Regions from separate parts of the Mus musculus genome. Here regions 1, 2 and 3 are each linked to region 4. A link is a loop called in an ENCODE intact Hi-C map of the cell type or tissue named here. Cell type or tissue: gastrocnemius. All regions are shown on one strand.

Region 1 (8,000 bases), 330 kb before region 4:
TCCATTTTAAGTAAATGGTGTTCTTTATTCACTCATGGAAAATAACCTAAAAAACGATTTAATGTAAGTTGACAAAATTTTCATAATCATTTCAATCAATTTCTGCTTGTTCCAAAAATTGGAAACAGTTTTAAATATTCTCTATGACCTTTAAGATACTCTGGCAATTAAACTGGCCAAAATTGTTCAACTATATTTCAGCAGCTTTATTAATTTCCAGATTATAGTGGGGAAATATCTGTATTGTTCAAAAAATAAGCAGACCATTCTTCAATTAGAAGCAAATGCATGAACAGTTGTAAAATACTAATAATCTTCAGACTCCATAAGTTGACCTGTACTATGTGATATACTAAGTAGCATATGCCTCCACCAAGAGTTCAATTGCGTAGACAGAACAAAGCATTTTATTTGATTAAAGTAGGATATAAACATTTAAGGAATATTTGTAATCCTGTTGTGGTTTGGCTGTGGCTCCACCAACATACCCCCCCAAAAAAGGTCTGTGTTAAAATCTTGCCCCCCCCCACTTTCTCAACTATGTTCATAGCAACTTTATTCAAAATAACCCCGAACCAGAAACAACTTAATTTTCCCTCAACTGGAGAATGGATAAAGAAAATGTGGTACATCTACACAATGGAATACTACTCAGCTATTAAAAATAAAGACATCATGAATTGTGTAGGCAAATTGGTGGAACTTGAGAATATCATTCTGAGAGAGGTATCCCAGACACAAATGGACATGTATGGTATGTACTGACTTATGAGTAGATATTAGCCATAAAATACAGGTTACCCACACTCCACTCCACAGACCCAAAGAAGCTAAACAGGAAAGAAGTCACAAGTGAGGAAGCTTAACTGTCACTTAGAAGGGGTAATAAAATAATCATAGGAAGAAGATGGAGGAAGGAGACTGGGTGAGGGAGAGGATGGGAAGGGGAATAGGGGTGGTTTCAGGATCAGGTGTGGGGAAGGACAGGAAAGAAGGCCAGATGACCAGAAGAATGAATGAAAATCTGAAACTCATAGGGGTAGGGGAGCATCTCAAAAATAAATAAATATAAAAAAAATAAAATCTTAGTTCCCAGTGTAATGTTTACAAGTAGACTGTTGGGAAGTAACTTGTCTATGGAATTGCCTGATCAATGACTCCATCCACTGATGAGAGATTTAGAAACACAAATGAGGTCTAGCTGAATAAAATTAGTCACTGGGGGCATGTTCTTGAGACCTATGTCTTTTCCAAAACCTTTTCCTTTATTTGTCTTCTCTCCTGGCCAGGGAGAAGGGGAGTATTTAATCTCCCCACATTAGTCCATAATGCTCTGCCCCAGCAGAGACTTAGAAACAATGGAGCAAGCAACCATGGATGGAAACTTCTCACACTGTGAACTAAAACAAATCCTTTATTGTTTAAACTGTTTCTTGTCAGCATTTGTCATGATGACAAAAAGGTCTGCCCCAAGAGTCTGTACAACTTCCTGCTCTTTCCATCATCATAGACATGCATCCTCTCCCAGAGGATTGATTTTGTCAGTGTTTTTGTAGTCTGGGAAACAGCAGGACAGAAATGTATGTTCTTTAGTTCATTGTGTGGACAGTGCCTTGGTCAACCAGAAAAAAACAAACAAACAAAAAAACAAAAAAACCCAAATGTCAGAGACCATCCCATGAGAAAGTGAGCCCTTCACAATCTCCCTAACAGGCCAAATGGCCTTGTGCTAGGAGCTGGTTATCACCCCCTTCCCCCCTATTCCCTTCCTGGAACCTGAGGCTGTAAAAGCTGAATTATAGTCCCCTCTTCCCTATCTCTTCCTGAACTCCCATGACATCCAAGGACATGAGTTACGCCTGAGCCTGGCCTGACACCCAAGGCTGTCAAGGAGGATCTATGTTCCAGAGATAAGATGCAGAGTGCCCTCTGCCTGGCGCCTGACTTCGGCCCCCATGTCAGCAGATGCCCACTTCTTTGTTCTTTGTAAAATTCCCCCTCGACCCCTCCCCTATTCCCCATGATGTATGCTTTAAAAGGAAGGCACCTCAGCATAATAAACGAGACCTTGATAGGTACCATCTTCTTGGTCTCCTGTTTCTCTTTCTCTTCCTCCCATTTCCTTCCAGGTTTGCGTTCCCCCTTGCACCCACAAATAACTGAATCCCGTGGGATGGGATACCCAAAGGTTTGGAATAAAAGCAAATAGTTTGATACAAGCCTTCAGAAAATAACACTTTGTGTTTTTCCAACAATCTATCATGGATTTATCAGTTTCACTGTTGTTCATAGGAGGTCCACATTTACTATACAGGTTTTGGAGTAAGCCATCAACCTCTGAACTGATACAGTCTAATAACATAAGAATGAATTAATGACTTTCATGTAACCTAGTTGTTACACTAACCAGAACACACAACTCACCCTGCTCATGCCATCAGGTCCTGGGTGAGAGGGGTGCCCAGGAGGCCCTGGAGCACCTGGCTGACCAGGCACACCTGGCTCTCCATCAATTCCCTGAGGACCACGAGGACCCTAGAAAAGAAAACCAGCTGTCATTAGAACCATCTTAAAATGTGTCCGTAGAAAGCTAAAAGCAGTTTTAGATAGCAGTCATGATAATTACAAACAGACAATCTAAACACTGTCAGTGTCAACACAGTCCAGCACTTCTGCTATGGAAATGTAGTCTTGGTAAGAATTGTACTTGATGTATGAAATCTTAGAATAATCAGAAAATCACTTCACTTTAGCAGCATTTAGAATGAGCTTTGTTTGGTGAGATTTTGATGCTTATGTGAATTTTAAAAACAGGTTCTAAATTCACTCGTCTGTCTTGTTACAACATGTTATAGTTAACTAGAAAGAGCCTGCTTAACCCGAGTCCACCCTATCTTATCCAAAAGTATAAAAGACCTCAGTAGAGTTTTTTGGTCTATTTCATCTTCCAAAGTACACAAGACTTGCAGAATATCTGGTGCATGGTTGTTCTCCAACATTGTGGATAACATTTGCCCATTTCACTCTTCTATACTTTAAGTCTGGCACATTTTATTTTCCTTCTCACCCAAGTGGTCAACCAGACCAACGAGAATTCAGAGGCAAGGCACTGTGATCCAGCAGAGTCTAGTTCTCAGAGGAGTGATCACTAAGCCATGCTGCCAAGCCCCGCCCTCCTCCTAACCCACATTCTGAGGACAGCTTGGGAAATAGCCAAGTCCTCAAGTCTGAAAAAGCTACATCTCCCAGCTTCATCATTCACATCAGACATGTGAATGTGTGCATGCATGTGTGTGTGTGTGTGTGTCTGTGTGTTAATCTTAAAAGTCTTAATAAGTTCCGATAAGAAAGAGAAGAACACATTAGTCACCAGATAATTTCACTTTTATCACTAAACATGGAGTTTAAGTAAAGTGGTATGCTGCTGTTAAAAAATAACGGAAGCTTCTAATTCTTAGTCAAGAGGGTAGCTCTTCTTGGCCCACAGTTAGGACCAATAATGCAGCAATATTAACAAGCTGAAGCAGCTGGTTAACCATACTTTGCTATATTCAAGAATCCATGTCTTTCAGTATTGGGCCAAAAAAAAAAAAAAAAAGCCATTTATGCCTTTGTATTTAGGTAGAAAAGTCAGTCTAGAAAATTCAAAACTTCTTGAAAAATATTTCTACATTTAAAAAATCAACCTCCTTCTTGCCCCTAAACTACTGGCAATTCGCTAAGCTCTTTCTTTAGGCATGAGCAAGCTGATTCCAGCTTTTGAGTCAGGCTCCTGGATCACACAGTGTGTAGACACCTTTTACCTCTACACCAGAACACTGGAGAAGTACTTGAGCTTATTCATGGTTCTCACTGCCCCCCAATTAAACTATTAAATGATAACTGTTATTATATACAAAAAAGGTAACAAAAATAAAATGTTGGGGCTGGTGAGATGGCTCAGTGGGTAAGAGCACCCAACTGCTCTTCCGAAGGTCCAGAGTTCAAATCCCAGCAACCACATGGTGGCTCACAACCATCTGTAACGAAATCTGACGCCCTCTTCTGGTGTGTCTGAAGACAGCTACAGTGTACTTACATATAATAAATAAAATAAATCTTAAAAAAATAAAATAAAATAAAATGTTAACTCCAAAAACAGTTCCAAAAAACAGAAAAAAAATATTTATTTTTTTATGTGAACCAAAAGAGATCTGGTTAGTTTAACTCTCTAAACTGCTAATGTATTCGTTGGTTAAGATGGATCAGATACCAAGCTGGGTCTGATTTGGACTCTTCTCTAGTCTCCTGGAATCGCCTTTAAATATCCATTGTGTTTTGGTCTAGCACAATTTGAGATTTAAATTAATAAACATTTATGAAATTTTTCTAAAACAAAATGAAATTTAATGAGAATAAGAAAAACATTATGTAGACATTTTGCTGATGAAAATAAAAATAAACTATAATTGGGGATACATTAAAATACATTTCATATTTCCAATTAAAGTTAGTCATATAAATTTTGTGTTGGGGAAGGAAATGTTCTGTGTATCATCATTTTTCTTCCATCCCCCAGAATACTCTCAGGCAGCACTCTGCATAAAAGTACTTGTGGATGGCCACTAGGTGGCAAACTTTAAACGTTCACATGAAGAAAAGCTGCACACTCCACAAGAACTTTGTACCTCCTGCGGGTTAGCAGTTTGATTGCACAAAGTCCTGCACACGTAACCACTCACATGGGTACATTATGGAATGTTACAGCTGCAATAATTGGTGCATGTTTCACTGCACAGGTGACTCCTTAGGTGTCACATGCAATTTGTACTTAACATATGATTGAATGTTCATCTCCAGATAAATGACGAGTTTGTCAACATGAAGTAACCTGGATAATAATGTACTCTAGACTAAAAACCTTTGAGTGTGAAGCAATTTGAATAATACACTCTAAACCAGGGACTTTTGATGACAGAATCATGGTGGTCACTGGCTTCATGAGTTTCTATCTAATTACTACTACTCAATCCAGTACAATTTTGCCTAGATTTGGCAGCATCAATTCATTTTTATTTGCAACAATTAGAAGAGAAATGAGGGTTGCTACTGGCATCTGGTAGGTAGAACTGACAACAATCCCACAACATATAAGGAGTTATCTGGTTCAAGGCTTTTATAGTGTTAAAGTTGAGAAACCACATTACATGATGTAAATGATTTGTATTGTTTGATAGTACTAGAAACTGGAATTATTTTTATACCACTCCTTATTGTGACAGTAAAGACCTCAATCCAGCAAATATATCCAAGGAGGATTGTGTTATGAATCAAAATCTTCTACCTATCAGTATTCTGTGATATGCTTGTAGCTAGAAATTAGTGATGGTATTTATACCAAGATAATCAGCAAAAACTACAAATCACATATATTACCACTGCTCAGACTATCAGAGGAATGTATTCATACAAGAAGGGGGGTAGGAATGATTGTAGAAGCCAGAGGGATGAAGGACACCAGTAGAACAGAGTCTACAGAATCAACTAAACAGGGCTCACAAGGGTTCAAAGAATCTAAAGATTTTATTTGTCTTATAAATATGATGAGTGCACTGTAGTTATCTTCAGATACACCGGAAGAAGGAATCAGATTCCATTACAGATAGTTGTGAGCCAACATGTAGTTGCTGGGATTTGAACTCAGGATCTCTGGAAGAGCAGTCAGTGCTCTTAATCCCTGAACCATCTCTCTAGCCCAGGCTCAAAGAATCTAAAAGCAGCAACCACAAGGCCTTAATGAGGCATCTGCATACATGCTGTGGTTGTTTAACTGGGGTTTTTCTGTTGTTATTGGACTCCTAACAGTGAGAGTGAGAGCATCTGACTCTTTTACCTGATTGTGGGGAAAAATCTTCTACCAGGTTGCATTATACAGCCATGGTCTGAGGGGTTATGCCTAGTCTTATTGCATTTGTTACTCTGTGTTCAGTTGATATCACTGGGAAGCCTGCTCTTTTCTCAAAGAAACAGAGAAGTATATTTGGGGAGAGTTGGAAAGAGGAGGAGGAGGAGGAGGAGGAGGAGGAGGAGGAGGAGGAGGAGGAGGAGGAGGAGGAGAGGAGGAAGAGGAAGAGGAAGAGAAAAAAGAGAAGGAAGAGGAAGAGAAGGAGAAGAAGAAGAAGAAGAAGAAGAAGAAGAAGAAGAAGAGGAAGAGGAAGAGGAAGAGGAAGAGGAAGAGGAAGAGGAAGAGGAAGAGGAAGAAGAAGAAGAAGAAGAAGAAGAAGAAGAAGAAGAAGAAGAAGAAGAAGAAGAAAGAAGTCACCTGCAGTAGTAGTTGCTCTATACTCTTTTAAATAGCTGCTTTTATTTTTATACCCAAACACAGAATTATAGCTGATCAACATTCTCTCCCGTGGGACTAAGAGAGGAAACAACTACCTCGCTATGAAAGAAAAAAAGGGACAGGGGATAGGGATTAAACTCATAGTTTTCTAGCCAGAAACTCTGAATCTGCAATCATTATTTTCATAGCAACTTCCATGTGTCATTGGGCAGTGTCATCAAATATCTAGATCTAGATAGATAAGTAGATAGATGATAGATAGATAGATAGATAGATAGATAGATAGATAGATAGATAGATAGATAGACAGATAGACAGACAGATAGATAGAGGTGTGTGTGTGTGTGTGTGTGTGTGTGTAGTACAAGTACATTGGTAAAATATGTTTTCTGTGTAACCACCCTGACTCCACCCAATTGAATTCACCTTCTGCCTATCATTTTCATTCTCTAGTGACACCTGAAGAGCTAAAAGCTTTTAAACTATTAATTCTGTGAAGTAGTTCAGTGGGACAGCAATGGAGAATGCACAGCAGAATGAGAGAATGTAGTTTCTTCCCACCACAAATGGTTCCAACTTGCTTGGGGGAACTGTCATTCACCTACAGGCCTATGAATTCCATCCCTGATGACAGCTCCATTGTAAAAGTGTTCTGTTTTTGGTGAAATGTTTAGATGCCTTTTAAGGACACTAGAAGTAAATAAATTTTCTGTGTAAATTTTACTCATTAATTAATGTCTTTTTCCTCTATCCAGTTGTGTATTTCACTGCTAACTAAAAGTCATAGAGTTCGGGTGTTTTACCTTGGCTACACATTCTTCTCATTATTTACCAATGAATGATAACATGCGATCTCACCACAATTCACTAACCCTGTTTCTTAAGTTAAATTGATTTTAATTTGACTTTATAAAGGATAAGTGATTTCAGTTATACTATCTCTCTAGTAAACAGTGGGCAATAATTTTCATGCAGTAATTTGCTCTGAATTTGGACAGCTAAAAGATCATTTCACGAACATAGATTTTGTAGAATTTATTGTTAACAGTGCCTCAAAGGTAGAAAGTGCAAATCAGCTCATTTCATGTACACTTACAGGTCTTCCTTTAGGGCCTCGGTCCCCTCTTGGTCCTTGTGATCCTGGGGGGCCCTAGAGCATAAGAGCATAAATGAGGATTATGAACATAAACATTTACGAATGATATTTTAAGGATTCAATTGATATAAGAACATTGACACAGAAACATCACATTTCAATTTAGAGCACTGGAAGACTGGACAGCAAAGTCTGTGTGTATGATTACTTTACCCACAAAAGGGCAGAGTGAATTAAGAGTGAAGTTTGAAGATCTGTAAAGAATTAGATGACACATAAAGAAAGATGCTGTGTAAGTAAGCATATTAGGGTAAAAACTAATTGTGTCTTTTTAAGCACCATTTTTACTTCTCCTAGTGTGAATCATTGGCCATTAAGATCTAGGCACAAAAACAAAACAAAAAACAAAAAAACAAACAAACAAACAACAACAACAAATAAAAATGAGTTCAGGTGTGGAGACTTGCATAAAAGTGTGGATCCTAAATTATCAATTGTCTGGTAAAATATGTGCATTCAAACAGGTTCACAATGTTCTGGGTCAGTCATCACTGGTCTGCCTGCTGCTGTCAGTTTTATGTC
Region 2 (8,000 bases), 94 kb before region 4:
CTATTTGCAGATGATATGATAGTAGACATAAGCAATACCAAATATTCTACCAGAGAATTTCTACAGCTGATGAACAACTTCAGCAACATGGCTGGATATATAATTAACTCTAACAAATGAATAGCCTTCTTCTACTAAAAGAGTAATTGGATTTAGAAAGAAATTAATGAAGTAACACCATTCACAATAGTCACCAATAATATAAAATATTTTAATGTGACTCTAACCAAGCAAGTGAAAGATTTGTATGACAAAAACTTCAAGTCCCTGAAGAAAGAAGTTGAAGATCTCAAAAGATGAAAAGATCTCCTGTGCTCATGAATTGACAGGATTTACATAGTAAAAATGGCCATCTTACCAAAAGCAATCTACAGATTCAATGAAATCCCTGTCAAAATTCCAACTCAATTCTTCATAGAGTTAGAAAGAACAATTTTCAAATTATCTTTTCCTCTGTCTTTTCCTCTGATTCTCATGGAAAAATGACACAAAAATAGTGATGTATAGTATGTGGAAAAAAAGAAAGCATGTTTGAAGTAAAAATTCATCACATTTTAAAACTTCTCTACATATTCATGAGTGCATTTGTGGGTGAGAGATACCCCTTTGTCTCTTTCAAAGTGTCTTTGATTTTTAAAATTTTTCCCCTTGAAACTGTATTCCTTCTATTCATATAAAAATTAAAAATTTAAATTATAAATTCATTTTCATGTTTATATCTTTTATTTAATAACCAATTTTGTTCAATATTTCCTTGATATTGTATGACATTTCAACTGCATAATGAGTATTAAGCTTTGTGTTTTAATCTCTATTTTTAAAAGTAATTTTTAAATTCTCAGTAATTATAATATAATTAGATCATTTCACCCTTCATTTTCCTCCTCTAAATAATGCCATGTACCCTCCATGTTCCCATTCAAATTCATGGTCTTTTCAGAAAAATTATATGTATTTCTTTTTTTTTTTAAGATTTATTTATTTATTATGTGTAAGTACACTGTAGCTGTCCTCAGACACTCCAGAAGAGGGCGTCAGATCTTGTTACAGATGGTTGTGAGCCACCATGTGGTTGCTGGGATTTGAACTCCAGACCTTCTGAAGAGCAATCGGGTGCTCTTACCCACTGAGCCATCTCACCAGCCCCATGTATTTCTAAATAAATAACTACAACTTACTCTATCTGTATAATGTTATTTGTGTGTGTGTGTGTTTTCCAGGGCTGGTCATTTTGTATTGGATAAGCAATAGGTGGCCTCTTCCTTGGGGAAGATACCTTCTCCTGATATCATCATTCCTTAGTTGTCTGTAGCTTTTTGTCTAGTGTTGGAGCTTCCTGGTCTTTACCCACTGAAGCATGTCTATTATTTTTGTCCTTCACCTCATATTTAGGCAGTCATGGTGTGACATTATGGGTGTAGCTTCTGACATTACTAGGAGACAAGACATATTCTTTTTTTTTCCCCCCTAAGGAAACATCTTTTTAAATTTACATTTCAAATGTTATACCCTTTCCAGGTTTCCCCTCTGCAGATCCCTTATCCCACCCCCCCCCCTTGCCCTGATTCTAAGAGGGTGCTCCCCACCCACCCATCCACCCACTCCCGCCTCACCACTATTCTGGGGCATCAAGCCTTCACAGGAACTCCCCTCCCATTGATGCCAAATAAGCCCCCTTAAGTTTCTTTAGTCCTTCCTCTAACTCCTTCATTCCCCATGCTCAGTCCAATGGTTGGCTGCAAGCATCTGCATCTCTGTTGGTCAGGATCTGCCAGAGCCTCTGTGAGAGAGGATGAATCTAATCCTGAAGAGACTTGTGCCAGGGTCAAGGGATACCCAGGAGGGACTTCCACCATCTCAGAGGAGAAGGGGGAAAAATGGGGGAAGGGGGCATGGGGGACAGCAACCAGGATGTAAAGTGAATAAATAAATTAATTAATGGGGGGAAAAGAAGATGAAATAATTTCCTTCTTTCATTTTTAAAGAGTAAGCTTTTTAGGAGAACCTACATTTGTAAAGAGTGTATACAGTAAAATAAATTGTATTTTTTTATCTTCTGTTTTTTTTAAATATGTATTAGTTGCATGTTTTAGTGAGGTTTATTGTATTATTTCCACACACTGCATATCATACACTGCTTAAAGCCACTTTTCCTTCATTCACAGCCTCCCACTTTATTCTCTGTATATCAGTATTCTTTGTTCAAGTGAGTGACTTTTGGCTTTCTAATTAACTTTTGAGCAAGGATTTTTTCCTAAATATTTATGGCTATATTTATGACTAATCACTTGTTATTGGATCACACATCAATGGCTGGTCCTTGGAGAAGACTGATTTCATGTTATTCAGCAAACACTAGCCTGTAGTAGTTCTTCTATGGGTCTAGGACCTGGGTCCTTGTGAGATTTTCCCACCCACTTTAGCATGTCAATCAGTGTAATTATGTTTTAGAAATTATTTAAACAGCCATATTACCACTCCTGGGCATATACCCAAAAAATGTTCCAAGGTCACATGCTCCACTATGTTCATAGCAGCCTTATTTATAATAGCCAGAAGCTGGAAAGAACCCAGATGTCCTTGAACAGAGGAATGGATACAGAAAATGTGGCTCATTTACACAATGGAGTACTACTCAGCTATTAAATAAAATGACTTCATGAAAGTCTTAGGCAAATGGATGGAACTAGAAAATATCATTCTGAGTGAGTTAACCTAATCACAAAAGAACACACATGGTATGTACTGAGTGATAAGTGGATAGTAGCCCAAAAGCTCATAATACCCAAGATACAATTCACAGGCCACGTAAAGTCCAAGAAGAAGGAAGACCAAAGTGTGGAGGCTTTGGTCCTTCTTAGAAGGAAGAACAAAACACCCACGGGTGGAGACACAAAGACAATGTGGGGCAGAGACTGAAGGAAAGGCCAGCCAAAGTCTGCCCCACCTGGGGATCCATCCCATATATAGTTACGAAACTCAGAGGCTATTGTGGATTCCAAGAAGTACTTGCTGACAGGGGCCTGATACAACTGTCTCCAGAGAGGCTCTGAGAGATCCTGACAGAACAGATCTGGATGCTTGCAGCCAACCATTGGACTGAGCACGGGGACCCCAATGGAGGAGTTAGAAGAAGGACTAAAGGAGCTGAAGGAGCCTTATCTGGTATCAATGGTAGGGCAGGTCCTTGTTCCTGTGAAGGCTTGTTGCCCCAGTATGAGGAATGTTAGGTTGGTGAGGCCGGTGTGGGTGGGTATGGAGGCACCCTCATAGAAGCAAGGTAAGGGGGAATGGGATAGGGTGTTTGCAGAGGAGAAACAGGGAAAGGGGATAACATTTGAAGTGTAAATAAATAAAATAATCATTTTTTTTAAAGTATGAGAACATCATGAATTTTGCAGGCAAATGGATGGAACTAGGAAATACCATCCTGAGTGAGGTAACTCAGACCCAAAGGACATGCATAGTATGTACTCATCGATAAGTGGATATTAGCCAAAAAGTACAAAATACCTAGAGTTCAACCTACAAACTGTAAGTGTAACAAGCAGAAAAAATATTAATCAAAACATGATGTGATGTTGCTACTTTATATATATATATATATATATATTTTTTTTTTTACGTTAAAAACAAGTCATGAAGAAAGAAAAAAGAAAACCATGGTTTTCAACACAGAGTTTTAATGGAGGTTAGAGACACAGAGTTAACTTAGGAAGCAGTTACAGACCTGAGACACAGGAAACAAAGGGTAAAGATAAACAGAACCTAGGAGATAGCAGGAGGTGCCTCACATCTGGTACTATGAAGAAAGGATGTATGCTGCTGCCGGCAGTGGGTTCCTCTGAGAGAAAATTATGAGACTTCTTATAGAAGTGCCAATAGAAGCAAGAGGCTGGGACTACCCTACAGCTACCATCACAAACTGATGCTTAGTGGTTGAACAGAATAGTAAAATAGAGACTGGAGAATGCCTTGCCCCCTCTCCCACTCTCACATTGCAGTATCAAGTCTTACTCAACGCTTTCAGAAAGCTGAGTCTGAGGTATGTGACTTCTAAGGTCACTGTCCTGGAATCCCAGAGAAGAGTAAGTAGAAGAAAGAATGTGAGAGGTTAACAGACAGTATAGATAGACAGCTCACAAAACTAAGTAAAACTGTGGGTACAAAACTGATGTTGAAAAAAAATCTCTTACAGAATGGGTCATCAAGGGATTTACACATGAGCAAATGAGCACAGTTGAGAGAAAAGAAGGAGAGATGTTCCATTCTTAATACACACGGGGCTGGAGAGATGACTCAGCAGTTAAGAGCACTGACTGCTCTTCCAGAGGTTCTGAGTTCAATTCCCAGCAACCACATGGTGTCTCACAACCAGCTGTAATGGGATTCGATGCCCTCTTCTGGTGAGTCTGACAGCTATAGAGTACTCATGTACATAAAATAAATAAATCCTCAAAAATAAAATATACAACATGAACCAAGAGAGAAGAAAGGAAAAACATTTCAAGTTAATAGAAAAGATCTCTATTAAAAATGGAGGCTAGTGTTGCACATATGTAACCCCAACACTCACAAGGCTGAGCCAAGATTTCAAGACCAATCTGGAATGCACAGTGAAACTCAGTCTCAAAATAAACAAGGGTGCAGGGTATAAGTCAGTGGCAGAATGTTTGCCTAGCATGCAAGGGTACTGAATTTGATTCCCCAGAACATAGGAAGCAAAAGTGAAAAATAACAGTATTTAAAATACTGTGTAATGAAACAAGATCGAGACATGACTCTTAAATCAGTCCCACGAGCCACTATTAAATGTTTCATAAAACCATGCTCCCTGAAATATAGGCTTGACTAGGTCAGGCTCATGAGCTCCACTAGTGAGGAAAGGCCCCAGAGTTAGACAGACCAACAGTGACATCTGCTGCCAGGGACTTACTCTGAAAGTGGCCTGCTGCAGCATTTGCAAGTAGAGTCCTGCCAAACCGAACTGATGAGTCAGCAGGCAGGAACTCCTGTTTGTCGTTTATGCTATTAGAAGGTTTCCCAAGGCGAGCACAGAACATGGGAAAATGGGAATGTTTGAAAATGTAACTAAAACAAACAAAAACAGTGGAGGCTGAGTTGTAAGTGATGAGACAAAGACCTCACTCTATCGTTCTTCATCATGTTCCCCTTTAGCTAAGTAAATTCAAATGAATTCTGTAGTTGTTAGCAAACATGAACTTTTCCGTGAAAAGGATTAATTAAACCATTGCCAGCTACAGTGGATTCCAGCATCATACGCAGGCCAAAGAGAAAAAAGTCCAAAGATCAAAGGAGAGTGTGCATAAAATTTTAGGGTAACCCTTACTTAGAAAACCACTTCCTAATTATCTGTCTACCTACGTCCTTCAACATCTGCTGACCCTCGGGCATTTTTTTTTTTTTTTTTTTTTACTTTTCTGAAAGCTAATGAACATAAGGTTTGAATCAGACATCACATTTAAAATAATAACTGCCAGTATAAAATGTTCAATGTGACTCAATTCTGTAGAGCAAAAGATATGAAAGAAAAAGGAGTTCGGTTCTCGTTTATAAAAATGCAGAATGATAATGAATTCAGTTACTGTGAAAGCAGGTGAGCACAACCAATATTTGTATTAAAGAATTCCTGAGTTTGTAGTTCTTTTCAAAGATTTCTGCCATACTTAATGTGGCATTTTGAGCAAATTATACTTCTCTGGGCCTCATGTTCCAGTGCTGCAAAAATGAAAAGATTGGACTATATGTAGGATGGCAGATGGATTACCTGCTTATGAATTCATCTTATAGCTACATGCAGACTGCACCAGCTGGGTCTATTGTGGATGACAGAACTGTGGAGTCTCCACGTGCACCTCATAGATGATCTGGTTTGCTGTGGAGGACAGAAACATGGAGTATCCATGTGCACCTCACAGATTCTTGCCTCTGGCAGGAAGATCTTACTCTCCCTGCTAACCCCCAGTCGTTGATTCTGTTATTAGCTACGCGTTTAGTGCAAACTATGATTTCCCTCTACAAGGTGCTCAACAAATATTATTTCTGGTATTCACAGTATTCCAAAGACAAGGAAAACAAGCCTCAGAAAATACAAGGAATTTCCCAGAGTCAGAAAACATGGAGTCAATAAGTAAGATAATCTCCTGCCACTCCCTGTCATAAATTATCTTAATTTCTCATATTTTGGACCATACCCTAGCCCTCCTAAAACATAAAAGCCATATATTCTAGCATCATTATGCATTGTCTGCCTGTACCTTAATACACACATGTGCCTGCACAAAGAAAATGCAGCTGTTTGGGCATGAAATTCAGCTAGTCCATACAAACCTGAAGTGACATTACAGAAGCTCTGGGGCAAAAGCATTCAAGAAAGAAAGCTTTTCTTTCAGAAAACAGACTAAAAGAGTAGTTTTCTAAAGATTAAATGCAGTAAATGATAGAACAAATGATATATAAAAGTCATATTCAACTTAAAGAAAATGTTTTTATTAACTGAATGCAGAATGATACTAAAACCAAAGTTGGAAAAATCCCTATCTATGTGTCACTGTGTGTTGTACCAATTTGGATGTCTAGCTGATGTCTGCTACAATATTCAGAGTTGTATTTGGTATAAGGGAATATTCAATAAGTACTGGTTGATGGTACTGGTTTATAAATAATGTGAACAATTAATTAATACTATGAACAATATTTCTGAGGTTTCCTTAATTTGAGGCAGTGACTTGGCTTTAGCCATACTTTAGGTTATAGTATCTGTATAGAGCAGAAAACACTCTAACTTTCCATTAGAGCACACTTACCTCTTCCATCAGATCGCAAAACCATCAGCAGCCTTCAAAAGTGGTCAATAATTGCAGATTTACTCACTGATGTTTTCAGTGAAAGAAAATTGCCTTTGGAAAATTACAGGGAAAGATAGTCTTAAAAAAAAAAGCCAGATACAAGAGTGGACCCATAGAAGAAAAAAAAATGAGTACTAGCAGCCAAATTAGATTTTATACCAAAGTACTGTGTGGTCTTGTTATTACCTAGTTGATTCATCTCTGTTATAAACATTTGTTCTTCATTTGTGAATAAATTCTCCAATTACTCATCACAAGGAACATACTTACAAATCAGCCTAATTTTAAGAGGCAGGTAAGTGAAGCTAGAGAGATGGCTCAGTTAAGAGCACGTGTGGTTCTTGTGACATACCAGGGTTCAGTTCCCAGCACATACATGGCTGCTACTCCCTCTTCTGGCCTCTGTGGGCATCCGGCACATGTGTGATGCACAAACAGACGTGCAGGCAACCACACATACACACATAACAAAAATAAATAATCACTTTTAAATTTAAAAAAATCAGACATAATTGGTTGAATACAGGCATATAAATAAATTAAAATACAAAAATCACAAGGTATATGTACACTGGGAACAAAAAGTAATTTTTTTCATGGGAAGAATACTGAGAGATGAAAGATCAGAAAGACACAAAAGCACATGAAGGAACTGGAGATCATTGTGTTTCTATAGACACCAATAATTTATGTTTTTTCATAATATTAAAATACTAATAAAAGATAAACCTGAAATACAGACCCACATGTACATAAAATAACTCTACAAAGACAACAGTCAGCAATTACTGAGAAAGACTTCTTATCTAACCATGCAAAGCAAAGTCCTACATTATATTTTATGCCTAGTGTTTGGCATCAATATCATTCCAGGGTGTGAAGGCACAACATGATATCATGCGCTGAACCTGAACAAGAAAGTTCTGCAGAATGCTGTTCGACAGTCTCTCCATGACTAATTCTGTTTGCAGAGTGAGCTGTGGCTGTGGTCATATTCAGCCAGCCAAGACAATGTTTCCAGAGTGTAATTGTTCCAGGCATCAAGGCACTTTACAACATGTTCCCATTGCCTTTTGATACTCTATGGCCAGGAGACTGCTGAGAAAATATTATTCACCAGAATTAGACTGG
Region 3 (8,000 bases), 1.0 Mb before region 4:
TGTTTGAGTTTCACCAATACTTTATAAAGAACACGGGATGCACATAAGTAGCGTGTACTTAATTTAGGGATTACAGCTTTTGAAATTTGAAAATGAAGAGGAAATATAAGAAGTAAATCCTTTCAGTTATAAAATCAAGTTTTATGTATTTATGTTTTATGTATTTGTATGTATTTGTATGTATTTGTATGTATTCGTATGTATTTATATGTATTTGTATGTATTAAACATGTATGTGCCTCTGTGTATATGTATATGTGTATAAGTATATATGGGTATACATATGTGTGTGAATATATATACATGTATGTGTGTGCATGTATTTTGTATGTAAATATGTATATAAATGTGTATGTGTTTGTGTATTGTATGTGAGTGTGTATGTATGTATGTGTATGTATGTACTTGCTCTACTTTGTAGCCTGTGCTGGTCTTTAACTCACTATGTAGCCCAGGTTGGCCTATGATTCCCTGCCTCAATCTTTCTAGTGCAGGGAGTGCAGGGATAAGGAACGATGATAGGCTCTAAGTGTATTTTTTAACTATGTAAGGTAAAATTTGATAAAATTAATGTAGCGAGGTCTACATTAAGACGTACTTTCATTCAATACCATTAGCTTACTTAAAGGTAAAGCCTATCAAAAGTGGTGTTAAAACAGTCTTGGAGTATTGATGTTTATGGATTTACTATGAATCTTCTGGAGTTTGTCCACATTTTTCCCATAGGGGTATATTTGCATATAATATTTATGACTCCTGTCATTTCTGTCAAAGTATGACTCTTACTCTATAAAATTATTATCAGTTATTGATACTGTCTGGAATTGACATGGCATGCCCTCCTAGCTCAAGTTTTGTTTGCATATAAAAATTCTTCTTTTCCCACTCTCCTTGCTAATAGGACGTTAGTGATGCATCTGCCAATGGCTTTGAAATATTCAGAGAGCTTGAGAAAAAGAGTCTGCTATATGGATTAATTCTGATCTAAAAAAAAAAAACTGGTTGTTGTTAATTCTTTTCTTTTTGAACCGTTTATCCTTTACATGATCTAACATGGTACATTCTTGGTTTAAATGTTAAATACGCACCTTTTAATCAGCTCTGAAGCTCTGATATGTACAAATGTTCTGGCTCTGCTGCAAACTGAGAACTATTACTAGGACCTAATCAAAGCATGTATTTGTATATTCTATGATTTTAAACTTTCATTAGTGCACATCAGTCCGATTGTATTTTAGCCTTGAGAAAAAGGAGTTTTGATAACGTGAAGCCAGTATGATTAGCAAGTACAGAGTTAGCATTTACTCACTCTTAACTGTTGAGACTGAATTTATCTCTTTGAAATAATTTATCCCAATGAAATAATTTCACTTTTCATTCCAGTAAGAATCTTCAAATAAAAAAAAAAACATAGGTATGACATGTTAAGAAAAATAACTTTTGAAAAATAAGAATTGCAAATAGTCAATGCATTTTCATGTAGTATATAGAAACTGAGCAACAATTGTTCTCCTTCATTAAGATTTGGGTTTGAATTTTTGCCTAACTTTCTCATACACACTATCAGCTCCAGAGGGTTCAGTGATGGGTTTACTAAAGTCTGTGTCTCATGGATGCTCATGTTCAGTTTCTTGGCAGTACCGAAGTGGAGCAGCCAAAGGGAACAGAAGTTGTGAGAGATGCTGTCAGGAAGCTGAAGGTAAGAGCTCTTCAGAGAAACGGCTAGTGTAATGATCTTGTGTCATCAACAGATTGGCAGAAGCTAAAACATAGATATCTGTTTAAATTACTCCTTAAATTAAAAGATAACTTAAATTCTCTTTAAATTACAATTAAATAAATACCACCTGTTCAGGGAGACATTTTGAATTATAGACATATTCATGCAATTATTTTTCTGTACGTAATATATTTTTCTATAGTATAATTTCTTACAGTAACTAAAGACTTTTAAGGCAGAACTCAATCAATGTTTATAGTCAGTGATCTCCCTTTCTATGTCCTGGACAATATGTACTCCATGCTCTAAATCACAACTAGTAGGAACTTTATATAAATCTCTAACAATTAAGATATCATATCTACCAGTTGAAAACAGTTAGTGTTCATTCCAAAGCAGAATACTAAGGATACCCTAATGGGCCATGCCAATGAGCAGCTTTAGGGGAGCTTGTGTGACTAAGAAAGCAGAAGAAAATATTGAATAAACACCCCAAATATTCATGAGTAATTTATGGAGTAAAATGTATGCAACCCCCAAAACTCATGTTCTGCAAGTTTCCTGCGAAACCCTTTTGCCACAAGCATGCTTATGAAATAGCTCACTTCTCAACAGTCAGCCCCACCGAGATTTTACAGCTAGGGTATTTCCTTCAAGATAATGGGTATCCTCATGATGTCAGAGGTCTACAGACTTATATTCACAAAGTTAGCTTTTCTTCTGTGTGGCTACTCCCATAATTTACTGCATGAGGCACAATCTTATTCTAATTTTGATTTCCAGGTCATACATTTATTCCATGGGAATATTAGGTGTTTTACCTAATATTTATTCAAATTAGAAAGTGTCTTAAAAGAACAATTATATTGGCAACATTCCTTTATATCTTGGGAATTCTTCATTCCATATCTCATACCCGAAACGAACTTCAATGACTTTTAAAACTATGGCTATATGTATTATATGACATTTCTGTATAATTTCATACTTAGAACTGAAATAATATTGTGGAATATAATGGAAAGCAGTAAGAGTTTTAATGTACACCTAGTGGGCAGTAGGTTTTATTAAATGTATATCTCTCACAATATGCATTTAACAAATATTTTGGCTGAAAAATTTGTTTCTCAGGAAAGGATATGTATATATTAGGAGAGAATATTTTACTAGTGAACATGAGGAAGACAATGGTTTTTATGTAAATTTGTTTTAATATTTCTTTTATGTTGTATCTGTTATCAGAAGCTATGATACAATCAATATTTACACATATTTTAATTTTGCTGTCATATAGATGAGACCAGATGGTGGCGCTGTGGCTCCACTAGAAATAGAAAGTACCAATTGCTCATTACCTCATTTTGATTTTCTGCTTATTTTTCTCAAACCCATATTTCCTGACTCGTTTGTACATATATTATACTGTTATACTCAGATTTTTCTCATGTAATTAAAAATGCTATTTATATTTACTCCCCTTTCAAAGTCTTTCAAAGTTTGCATTTTAAATGTAATGGCTTTTTTGACTTTTGATAATAATTCAAAATATAAACATAATGCAGGGTGATGAAAATCGTAACAAATTTTCAACAATGCTATTTTCCTACCTCTGTACCTCATGGTATCTGCTTGAGTTTTAGCAAAATGCTTCTAAAGATTTGAATGCTGACTAGTCTGTGACTGTAGAGAATTCCAAGTTTGTAAACTTTAATGTAATGATTTGTGTAATAACTGAAATGTTCCCATATTCTGTTTGCTGAAACAAACAGAATTTTTTCCTGTTTACTTATGCTTAAGCTGACATTTAAGAAAATGATAGGTATCTAAAAGAACTTAGCACTGCTGTCATAATAAAGTTCGTTTTCAGAAGGGGTCTGGTTCAGTACATTCAGGGCAAATACCAGGACTCAATTTGTGTTTACCATTTGTTATGTTTCTGTATGAGTACACACTGAACATTGGGATCAATGTCTTATGGACCCAGTTTGAAAGGCCCTAGTGGGTGAAGCTCATTTTATACACACAAAGCAGCTTCAGTGTGATATATAGCCTTTAGAAGATACTGACAAGACATGTTAGTCAGCCGGGGTCTTCAGCGCTGTATTTCACTCTGTGTACCGTATTTCTGTTTTTCTTTTACTTTTTATTCAACTGACCAGTTATCTAGAACTTAGTTATATACAAAAACCATGATTATTAGCAATTATTTAGCAACTAAGTAGGAGAAACACAAAGTAGTGCCAAATAATTTGCAGATTATATGATAGGATACATAAGTGATCCTAAAATCCCACCAGAGAACTCTTACAGCTGATAAACACCAGCAAAGTATCCAGCAAAGTGGATGCATATGAGATTAATTAAAGAAGAAGAAGAAGAAGAAGAAGAAGAAGAAGAAGAAGAAGAAGAAGAAGAAGAAGAAGAAGAAGAAGAAGAAGAATAGTTCTCCTATATACAAATGCCAAACAGACTGAGGAACAATCAGGAAAATAATACCTTTCACAATAGCCTCAAATAATATAAAATATCTTGGGGTAACTCTAGCCATGAAAATGAAAGACCTGTACTATAAAAATTTAAAGTCTTTGAGGAATTTAAAGAAGACATCAGAAGATAGAAAGATCTCCTATGCGCATGGATCAGTGAGATTAATATAGTAAAACTGGCCATCTTACCAAAGCAATCTACAAATTCAATGAAATCTCTGTCAAAATTCCAACACAATTCTTTTTTTTCTCATTGCAGTTTTTTTTTCATATTTTGGGGATTTATTTATTTATTTATTTATTTTTATACTCCAGATTTTATTCCTCTCCTGGTCCACCCTCTGACTGTTGCACATCCCATACCTCCTCCCCACCCTCCTGTCTTCATGAGGGTTAGGTGCATCTTCTCTGAATAAACCCAGACCCAGTAGTCCTCTGCTGTATATGCCAAGACAATTCTTTAGAGACCTGAAAAAGACAATTCTCTACTTCATATGGAAAAGCAGAAACAAAGAAACAAGCAAAAACAAACAAACAAACAAACAATCCCAAAAAACCAGGATGGCTAAAAATAAAAAAAAAAAATCTTGAACAATAAAAGAACCACTGTATGTCTTTGTGTTGCTAATTTCAAGTTGAACTGCACAGCTATACTAATAAAGCTACATATTGTTGTCATGAAAACAGACTCATTCATCAATGAAATATAATTAAATTACTAGATATGAATACACAAACTTATGGACACCTTATTTTTATAATAAAGCTAGAATTACATACTGGGGAAAAAATCACTTTCAGCAAATAATGCTGCTCTAACTGGGTGTCTGTAGAAGAAGGAAAATAGATTTATATTCATTACACTGCACAAAATTCAGGTCCAAGTGGATTAAATACCTCAACATAAAATCTGACACACGGAACTTGATAGAAGAGGAAGTGGGGATAGCCTTGAATGCATTAGCACAAGAGACGACTTTATTAACTCAAGACTGATAGCTCAGGTGTTAAGATCCACAATTAATAAATGCGACCTCCTGAAACTGAAAATCTTCTGTAAAACAAAGGACACCATCAGTAAGACAAAGGGGCAGTCTACAGAATGGAGAAAGATTTTTAACAACTCCACATCTAATAGAGATAACAAACAAACAAAAAAACCAAATATTCCAATTAAAAATGAGGCATGGATCTAAACAGAGAATGATCAGTAATGGAATCTCAAATGGCTGAGAAAATTTTAAATAAGTGTTCAATATCCTTAGCTATCAGGGAATAGCAAATTAATTGCAACTCTGACATTTCATCCTACATCTCTCAGAACCGCCAAGATGAATAACACAAATGACAGCTCACGTTATCCAGGTTGTGGGGAAGGGCACTACGTTTCCAGTGCTGGTAGCAATGCAAGCTTGAACATACGGAAATCAATATGGGCATTCCACAGAATGTTAGAAACTGATCTGCCTCACCATCCAGCTATGCTATAGGCACAAAGGATGTTTCATGCTACCATAAGGATATTGCTGCTTTATTTCTAATAGGTAGAAACGGGAAACAACCTAGATGTCCCTCAACATAAATCACATTCAAAACAAAACAAAACACAACAAAACAAAATTGTGGTACATTTATACACTGGAGTATTACTCAGCTGTTACAAAAACACCACCATAAAATTTGCAGGCAAATGGATAGAACTAGGAAAAAAAAAATCCTAAATGAGGTATTCCTGATCCCAAAAGGCAAATATGGCATGTATTCATTAATTAATTAAATTAAACTGAATCATTAAATAAAATTAAATAAATATTATATTAAAATATAGATTTAATAATAAATGTTTAAATAAATGATAAATAAGTTAATGATAGCCAACCCAAAGAGAAGGGGTCTAGAGGTGAAACAGGGTTCTCCCTGGGATGGAGAAATAGAATAGACAAGCTGCAGGTGGAGATAGGTGCAGGAAATAAAGTGACAAGGAATGGCCATGGGGTAGAGGGAGAGATTATAGGTAGAAAAGCTGGAATTGGAGCATGTTTGGGTAGTGGTGTGGAAACCTTCTGCAGTGGAAAGAAATTTCCTGGAATCTATAGATGTGATCTTAATGAAGACTCCTAGTAATAGGGGATATGCCATAGTAATAGCCATAGCCATAGCCATAGCCATAGCCATAGCCATAGCCATAGCCATAGCCATAGCCATAGCCATAGTCATAGTCACAGCTGACTGTCTCTTTTAGCCAGGCCAGAATGAGCTGCATTTAATTGAATTGTTAGCCAAGGGGTTCCCATGGAAATTCCCAAACAGCCTGTTTAGTTTGCCATTGCTAAGAGGAGTTGTTCTCTACAAATGGACAGCAGAATCCCATTGTTGAGTACAGCACTCACACTCCTTATTGAACTTGGAAATGTCAAACTGGTACCTACTTCGAGCCTCTCTATCCATATACTCTCTTTTGTACAGGAAGGTACTCTGTAAGCTGCTGAGAGAGAAACCCAGCCACAAAACCTTTGACCTATAAGCTCCTACATGTAAAACACACGTCCAAGTATTTACATTAAAATAATTAAGAAAAAGAATATAGCTAAGGAGAAGTAAGCATCACTTTGTGCACTGTCACCCAGCACTCCTGAATTAGAAATATTTCTGAACACAGTTAAGAAGTCTCCGAATATCCAGGCAACAGTGTCTTATGCCTTTATTGAGCTCAGGAAGCTGAAGCAGGCAGATCTCTGAGTTCAAGGCCAACTTAGTCTGCAGAGTGAGTGAGTGAGTTTCAGGATAGTCAGAGTTACAAAAAAACAAAACAAAACAAAAACAAAAACAAAACCCTGTCTTGAAAAAATAAGAGAGATAAGAGAGAGAGAGACAGACAGACAGACAGGCAGAGACTGACAGAGACAGAGAGAGACAGACAGGGACAGAGACAGAGAAACAAGGAGGTCCACAAGTATGAAAATCAAGGAGAGTTAATATGGGAGCATGAAAGTAAGGTTTGTGAGCAATGAGTTTGATCTTTAGAAGAAAAGCACAGAGATATTATCAAACTATTGAAGACATAAACTGAGTGAGTCTAATAGTATATACAAGATTTTTAAAACACATAATTTTGTCAATCATGTCACAAGATTGAGGGAAACCCTGATATATATGAAACACAAATGGAAAACATTTTTTAATTGGGTATTTATTTCATTTACATTTCCAATGCTATCCCAAAAGTCCCCCACACGCTCCCCCACCCACTCCCCCACCCACCCACTCCCACTTCTTGGCCCTGTTGTTCCCCTGTACTGAGGCATATAAAGTTTGCACGATCAATGGGCCTCTCTTTCCACTGATGGCCGACTAGGCCATCTTCTGATTCATATGCAGCTAGAGACATGAGCTCCGGGGGGTACTGGTTAGTTCATATTGTTGTTCCACCTATAGGATTGCAGACCCCTTTAGCTCCTTAATGTAGCAAATGTGATGTAAAAGGAAGAGGTCCTGAGTGCATGGGTGCAGCAACTATAGCTTCCAGGCTGCTTATTGTAATCCAGTTTCCTAACTGTTGGTGTATAAGGGTGCAAAATGGAGTTTGGGTTGGGTGAGAACTCAAGGTTGTTTTAACACTGTTTAATTCTTTCTCTCATCCTCTCATCCTTCCTCTTTTGGAACGCCCCTTTCTCTAGCCTTCCTCCCTTCTGCCCTCCTCCCACCTCCCCTCTCCTGCACCCACTCTGTGAAACATCAGCCTTCTTTCCTTTCTTCATTTCTTCAATTCTTTTTTTCTTCCTAAACAGATACGT
Region 4 (8,000 bases):
ACTTTGAACACACTGCCAAATATATACCTGCCAAGTACACACACACACACATACACACATGCATACATACACACATACATATACATACACACACACACATGCACTATTGTGCCTGACCATGGCCACTTTTTTTTCTTTTCCTCTCAGAGAGTGTGATATTGAGAAAAGTAAATGCATAGATAGTATTAATATGAAAAAAAGAATTGACATACTACATTCAAATCAGACTTGAAAAATCTGCAACTGCTCTTTATATGGTATGAAACATAAAGAGAATAACCCTAGTGACTATGGTTGCCTTTAATAGTAATGCCTAAGGTGAAGTGACATGACTTCTAGGACTCCTATATACCTTCATCATCACCTTTGCTTTGCATTACTTTTCTGGATGTTGAATAGAAGCCGTGAAGGATAGATTCACCGTGCCCATGTCACTGACTTCCTGTAGAACAAGGTCACAGATGCACATGTGGCCAGGGCATTTTGTGTAAACTGTAACACTATCCACTCACACTGTCCTGAGATAGCCAGGCATATTGGTGAGGCAGCAGTGTTTTGAAATAACAAATTGGATTCTTTATTTAACTGATCCTTTCAAATTTTGTTGAAGAAACTTAACCTGGAAATAATAAAGCCGAGTAGAATAACTGAGAGAGCTCCAACCAAATGTTCTGCAAAGGTCGTTTTCCTGATGCGGTCATTGATCTGAGAACCTGCATTGGTCTTCACTTTCTTCGAAAAGTGAAGTCTTATGTAGAACCTTTTACTTCCCGGTGTCTATTCTTACCCAGAGATATACTTCCTTTGTATTTTTGGTTTTGTTGTGATAGTTGTTGTGTTTGTTTCAAGACAAAATTTTGCTAGCAAAATGGCACCAGATAGATTCTGATGTCATGGACTTATAGAAATTACCTTACACTCTGATTTTTATTGCCCTACCTTTACTACTAGGCTATGTACCCTAGTCCACAGGAAATACATGTCTAACTGCCCAATTAAAACTAAAGAATCAAGCCGGGAAGTGGTAGTACACGCCTTTAATCCCAGCACTTGGGAGACAGAGGCAGGTAGATTTCTGAGTCCGAGGCCAGCCTGGTCTACGGAGTGAGTTCATTAATTCATACTAGCTCTGAGAAATCATTAACATGAGAGTTAGTTTTCTACTTCGTATTGGGAGAGAGAATAGCAAACTAATAATTACCAAAAAAACAAACAAACAAACAAACAAACAAAAAAAAAAAAAAACAGATTTCCCTAGCCCTTAATTGCTTCAAACTTATCCTTTACTGCTAAGATGTAAAATCATTTTTGAAAAAAGTAAAACATAAACTTTAAAATACCCTTTTCTAGGACTGAAAATGTGACAAAAATATTTAATGGACCTATCATTTTTCAGAGACTTCCGTAAGTTAAATAATAGGAGGTTCATGGGTTATGAAATCATTAGATCAAACTAGAAAACCTACAGAATTTTGAAATTGTTTTCTATCCCAAGCCATGGTTTATGGAAACTTTGAAAAGGCAAGCATGCATAAAGCACATTTGTATTATAATTATAATTCAGGCAGAAAAAGCAAAACCTAAATCAAGTTTGGTGTCAGGCACTAAATAAAAGTGAGCAAACAAAGAGTTCTTTTCCTAACTTAGAAGCAGATACATAAAATAAGAATGAGTTTCTAACGCTTTTTAGAGATGTCCAGAAAGAGTCCCAACAATAACTTGCTTCTCTTTCAGGCATTCAAGACTCAAAGATACCTGATTTGAGACTGAAATAAATACAAAACAAGCAATACAAAACCCAAGTTTGAATTGGGTTTCAAAAATTTATTTTTGAACATTGTAAATTTGGTTTTACTTTGCAAGGAACATTCTGTCTGGGTACTCGAGGTGTTCCTTGGTTGTGGGTAATATACCTACCATGCACTCATCAAACTAGACACTGAGAAATGCCAAGTGGTCCTTTCCCCTCTAGTACAGCACTATTTCTGGGTACTGCAACATTCTTTACTAAAATTTAGCTTCCGAATTAAGAAGCTATAGGTGAACTTGAATGATTAATTATAAATGAATGGGTTTTTTTCAATGTTTATATAACAAAGCAGTCAGTTCTCAACCTTTGGGATAAGATCAAGTCTATAACAACACAAAACTTGTGTTAATACACATGATAGTGTCTAAATTTTTAATCTCCTCATATATTTTATTATATGCAATTAGAAAGTAACACATTATTGATACAGATATTTAAATTTTCATTATGGAAAGTTCTACATAATTATCTAGTAATAACATAAATCAATATACTTTAAAGTTCTAATTCTTTGTTTTTAATTCAAGAAAGTTTTATTTTCCTATTTCTAGTTTTTTTCAGCATGACTGTTGGCCTCATCTGCTTTTCAGCTCTCATCATGTCATCTCCATGGAGCCTTGGGAAAGCTTTAGGAACCCATATCAGAGCTTGATCTGTGCTCCATAAGCTATTGCACATTTTATTTGTCTACCAGGAAACTATTCTGCCTTCATTTGCCAGGGCAGCTCCCCTCTCTTTAAATCCCCAAACCACAGCATCAAGTGCTTCTTAGTACCTCAGAAAGAATACTGCTTCTTTCCTGTCAGAGATTTTAATTATGGTTTATTTCTATGTGTTTCATCACTGTACCATTCAATGCTCTTTATGAACAAGAATCTTCTATCCAACCAAGGTGTCAGCCCTAAACATACATACATCTGAACAAAGCTAAATGGACTCATATATTCGTCACACACACACACACACACACACACACACAGAGAGAGAGAGAGAGAGAGAGAGAGAGAGAGAGAGAGAGGAAGAGAGAGACTCATTCATTAGTCACAGAGAGAGAGAGGCACACATATATACATGCACACATGCACATATGCATACACGCATACAAGCATGCATGCAATGTTAGAGGGAATGGGGGACTTATGGGAGTCTGAGGGGGTGCAAGGAGCATGGAAATAACACAAATACAATACTCATGTAGGACAGTCTCAAAAAATACGAAAATTTTTAAAAGAGTGAAAACCTTTAATTACTCCTCCCCTCATACTAAAAATTGACCCTGGGACTTCCCATTTATAGACAAACACCCTACCACTGAGTATCTTTATTTTGAGACAGTTTCATTACATTGCCCAAATAGGTTTTGAACTCACATTGTTGGCAGCCTCAGTATCCCAAGAAGCTCCTATCGGCATAATCCATGATGTCCACATATCAACAAATATCTCTGAAAAGTGAAAGGAAAGGAGGGAAACTGGAATAAGAGGAGGAAACTGAGAGAAAAGAAGATAGTTGGCTCAGATCTGCCATCCCAGCTCCTCGGAGATAGGCAAATCATAAAGCTGAAAGATCACAAGTTGTAGGCCTACCTGGGCACCAGAGCTGGTTATGATGAGCCTAGATAACTTAGTGAGACCTTATGTCAGAATAAAAGTAAAGAGAGGGCTAATGCAATAGCTCAGTGGTAAAGTTCTTGCCGAGCACACATGCGGCCTTTCCAGTACTGCAAGATAATAGTTCTAGTTAATTTACTTTGGGGGGCAAATTACTAGAAGCATAAATCATCACAAGATTAGAAATGTGTTTATGTTGATCATCAACCAAATTGGAAGATACTTAAAATACACATAACGTTATTGGTCTTTAATATTTGCAAATGGGAGCAATTAAGAAGTCGTGTACATATTGTACAAACACCTATTCCCATTAACCTTGCAAAATAGGAACCAGAACTATTACCTAAGTGATAAGATCAGAACAATCTAGGTTGTGTTTTAGTAAAACTTGCATTACTGAGCTTCCTAAATAATAATAATAGACAAAGCTGTAAGTTTATAGAGATGGAAAGAAAAACATGCTGGTGCTAAGGAAATTTCAAACAGATTCCAAGACTTATTTGGGGCAACTGTTTCCCAGGAATGAATTGCTTCACAATAACGAGGTCAAACACACTGGATGGTTCTCTAGAGGCCTCTTCTATTCAAAAGGGCTTTCAAAATAAAGTGGGAATGGAGGAAGAGACTAGGGGATGATGCTTTCATGAGCCAAATGCATTCTCAGAGCAGAAACATCTGTTTCGGTTTACATAGTTGAAGTATGACATTGCACATGGAAATTAAACCCAGGCACCATGCCGAAAACGCAGCCTGTCTGCAAAAAAGCTACATGCCCTATCTCCAGCTGGGGTTTGTAGAGATTCACCTCCTACAGAGCATAATATCCTGTGAGCCACCAGTGACCCCCACTCTCAAAATCTAAATGTCACAAAACACCATCCTACCTCTCAGGAAACTCTTATAGTAGACAGAGAGAAAGGCCAAGAAGGAGAAGGATTTGGTTACGATATGGAAACATTATAGAACTTAAGATACTTTTCTCTAGAAAGGGAATTAAAAAGCCAAAGATATAATATCCTTACTTCGAACTAAGAAATGCCAACTCTATTTCATTTTACCAAGTTTCTTCATTAATTAGGTAAACATAATAACTTTTCTGCTTGATAATAGGCTCATTTCTAGTAGCTACGCAAATATTCGAACATAATGATGTGCCTCTGCTGCCCCCATGTGGTCGTCTTGTATCTCTACAGCTGTAGTTCAAGAATTTAAGCAGTGGTTTGATTTTGTTTCCGAAGCCATTTTCTTCGCCTCAGATTTCAGATGTGAAAAAACGATTAAGGACTTGTAATTTAGACTCTATTCACAGATAGTTTGCATACTAAGGAAAACAGTCAGTAGTAGTGAACAGCACATGGAGAACTTATTTTCTGGGGTCAAAACATGAGGAAACCAAGTATTAATGTGTTCAAGGGTTACAGGAAAACTGGATGACAATGAGCTCATTAAAAGTACTTACATGTTGTGAGCAGAAACTAAGAAGGTTCGAGAAAACACAGAAAAGAACTGGCAAGCCGCATACCTACTGAGGCAAGGCTATGACTGGCAAACGGAAGGGAGTTGTGTAGGTTGCAGAATAAAGGTAGACATCTCCAACCCGCATAGAAATTTATTAAATCAAGAGAAAGAAAAGGGATTACAAAGGTAAATCAAGAGGGTTTATAGCTGACTTTTACTAAACTGATTACCCTAGTCACAGGAACTCGACATGCATTTGCTTAATGGTCGACCTACTCCCTTGGTCACATAAGTATCTATGAATTTATATGAAAATAATCTATCTCCAAAACTGAAGATGTTCTAGTAGGTCATGGTCTCTAATCCTTCACCCTTACTAGGCAATTTAAACCTACAGAACCCTGAAATCAAAGCAAAGCAGCCAGTGAACACCACATCTCCAGAAGAGGGGGCAGGGGAGGCTTACCCAGATGAGAAACCTTCTCTTGGTATTTTACTGGGGTGCTCTGTTCTGACAAGGTGTGCTCGAGAGTGAAAACTTCACAGAAAAAAAAAACACAGCCTCACACACAGTTTCAACAGTCTACTATAATCATCTTGGAAATACAGGGTTATACAAGGACTGAAGACCTGGGACTCCTGTGACACAAATGAGGCTCAGGAGCAAACATGAAACTCCAAAATTTGATCTACTTGCTCAAAAGGTGCTTGATAATTTTAATAGAAAGTTTAATGTGGACTTGATTTTACTAGATGCTATTTTTTTTTAAATGGAGTGCCAGAGCACCACAAGGAATAAAGAATCCGCAGAATGAAGCTCAAATAACAACGTCTCAATCCTCGCTCTTGTGAAACAACGGGAGACATTTACATAGCCCTCAAGAGAAAATAGCAACCCTAAAAAAGCACGGAAAAAGGTCACACTGTAATTGGACGAGTTTTCCTAATGGTAACGTGGTAAGCACATATGTTATTAATTGTGACAAAAGCAGGGCCTCCGGTTGCTAGTCAGAGGGCACTGAGTCCTCCTACTTCCAGACTGCTTCCTGCCAGCAGTCCTTAAAGATCCCTCAGAGCCTGCACAAGTCCAAACCAGGCAAAACCCCAGCATGGAGACCTGGAAGTGGACACAAGTCCCACTCCCTAAGCAAGGAGCATTGCAATTGACAGTTTCTGGCAAAGGGGAACTCTGTTTTCTCCAACTGAGTGTTGCTGGATAGGCAACCACACTCCAGGGCAGGCGCCATGCCCAGAAGTAATTGGCCAACACTCCATGGTTTTGTTTTAAAGTTTTGTTTTAGGTTTTTGGTTTTTGGTTTTTGGTTTTGTGGAGGGTAGGGGTGTTTCTTGTTTCACTTTTTTGGTTTGGGTTTGGTTTGGTTTGGTTTGGGTTTTTTGGATTTTTGGTTTGGTTGGTTGGTTGGTTTGGTTTCTTGTTATCTGACTCACTCTTTTTTGATTTTCTTTTTATTTGTTTGCTTTTTGGAAATCTTGTGCAGGAAAAAAGCATGGAGCTGGGTAGGTAAGGAGAATCTGAAGACAGTTTGGAGAAAGGAAAAATATCAAAATAATTTTTTAAATGTTAAAATGCAGTACTTTGGTACAGGCTCGGCGAGATGGAGACGATGAGAGACGCAGCGTGAGAAGCCAGAGCAGCTCCAAACCTCATTGAGACCGGCCGCCAAAGCCCTCCACACCCACTGTATATTTTTGGCTATTTCAGCCCTGATGAATTCAGAGTTTTTGTTGTTGTTTTGGTTTGGTTTGGTTTTTTTGTGATCCCTGCTCTTCAGGTGAGCTCCCCCCTCCATACAGTGGGACTCTGTATAGCATACAGGCTGAAGATGAACTGCCAGATGCGTTCGGCTCATGAATAAGTTTATTAATATGCCCCTACCGCCCGAGCCCCGCCAAGCTGTCGGGGATAAAATAACTCCACCCAGGAGCTGCCTTTGAACCCACATACATTTACAGACAGTCATCAAGTCGAGCCTACCTGAAAAGGGCCGACCGGAGGACGCCAAGGAGTACCTAGGTTTCATCCTCAGTGGACTCCATGAGGAGATGCTGAGCCCGACTAAACTCCTCTCACCCACGCATGAGTAGCACTCTGTTTCCAATTGGCCTGGGAGCCACTTGATAGAGGAGCTGGAAGACACCAGTGTGGTCAGTGAGGACGATTGCAAGCAAGTGGGTCCCAAGAACAAGATGTCTGTCGCCTGACAGGCGGCGGATTTCGTCCAGACACACCTATCACTGGCATTTTCAGTGTACACCCAGCAGAGTTCCAAGGAGTCCGCCACTCTGTAGTCATTTTTCTCGCTGCAGTTGGATATCCTATCTGACAAGATATGCACAGTTCAGGATGGGTTGGAAGGTTTAGTGGCAAGAGAGTCTATCCAAGGTTACACCACCAAAACCGAGCAGGAGATTAAAGTCAGCCGCAGAGTGATTCTAGAGAAGCTTCCCCCAGTCCTCCCTCGTGCTCCACCTAAAGTGCTTCGTCGGTGAGAACACAGGCAGATGCCAGAAGCTGGTCAGGAACGTTGACGACACTGTGGACTTGGAGATCAGCAGAGAACGGCTTTCTCCAGGCTTCAAAAATAAACATTTTAAATGCCACAGAACGTAGAGGCTGTTCACAGTGGTTTCATGGTGCCAGCGCTACAATCGGCCACTACATTACGGACATCTTCCAGATTGGGCTTAATGGCTGGCTGTGAATTGATGACCAAACGGTCAAGGTTATTAATCAGTACCAGTTGGTGAAGTAGACTGCTGACTTCTGGCTTGCACAGCCTACCTCCTGCATTACCGCCATGTGGACCTGCTGTAACCGTGCCCGTGTGTCTGTGTGTGCCTGCTTCCTACAACTGCCAACTCACTCACTACCCACCTCTCTAGTGGCTCTGTAGAGAGACTCTCCCTCTGCGCCAATGGGCTTGGGAGATTCCTGGGGGTCTGCGCAGCGCAACTCAGTGAGCTGCCACTTCTGAAGAACTGCTGGTTCCTGGGCGGAGGCGGCGGTTTACACTGTGTCCCAGGCTAGTCGCATAGTAGAATAAGTCCCGCACCAACAGCTCTTGCAAATTTGTGAAAATGAATTTTATCTTTCCTTT

Evidence for each region. Peaks named below come from ENCODE experiments on the same cell type or tissue, not always from the same donor. Only the 100,000 strongest peaks of a DNase experiment are listed, where the experiment ranks them.
Region 1: it touches region 4 in a loop (5-fold over the local background); 30 of 42 quality-filtered maps call a loop at or near these places.
Region 2: it touches region 4 in a loop (2.8-fold over the local background); 7 of 42 quality-filtered maps call a loop at or near these places.
Region 3: a loop joins it to region 4, with 13 times the contacts of the local background. A loop is called at or near these places in 29 of 42 quality-filtered maps.

Annotation. Positions count from the first base shown.
Region 1 is chr1:45,427,474-45,435,473 of GRCm38, forward strand. Col5a2 (collagen, type V, alpha 2) reads right to left here. Exons shown (of 54, transcript NM_007737.2): 6 at 7,419-7,472; 7 at 2,425-2,535. Among named protein-coding and RNA genes, the nearest start is that of Col5a2, 72 kb to the right of the region's middle. In gastrocnemius, a CTCF peak has its summit at 4,607 (motif pointing right); DNase peaks (open chromatin) are centred at 3,161 and 4,633; H3K27ac peaks cover 1,907 bases.
Region 2 is chr1:45,668,019-45,676,018 of GRCm38, forward strand. No RefSeq gene overlaps it. Among named protein-coding and RNA genes, the nearest start is that of Gm23216, 14 kb to the right of the region's middle. In gastrocnemius, a CTCF peak has its summit at 4,930 (motif pointing left); a DNase peak (open chromatin) is centred at 4,933; H3K27ac peaks cover 2,670 bases.
Region 3 is chr1:44,742,847-44,750,846 of GRCm38, forward strand. It overlaps Gulp1 (GULP, engulfment adaptor PTB domain containing 1), which reads left to right. Exons shown (of 11, transcript NM_028450.3): 4 at 1,628-1,699. It overlaps 4930521E06Rik (RIKEN cDNA 4930521E06 gene), which reads right to left and starts at 2,103. Exons shown (of 3, transcript NR_040602.1): 1 at 2,086-2,103; 2 at 1,310-1,390. In gastrocnemius, a CTCF peak has its summit at 3,029 (motif pointing right); a DNase peak (open chromatin) is centred at 3,029; H3K27ac peaks cover 385 bases.
Region 4 is chr1:45,761,770-45,769,769 of GRCm38, forward strand. Gm51621 (a long non-coding RNA gene) reads right to left here and starts at 3,337. Exons shown (of 2, transcript XR_003947815.1): 1 at 3,181-3,337. It also overlaps the pseudogene Gm8307. In gastrocnemius, a CTCF peak has its summit at 4,590 (motif pointing left); DNase peaks (open chromatin) are centred at 4,579, 6,064 and 7,721; H3K4me3 peaks cover 573 bases; H3K27ac peaks cover 4,463 bases.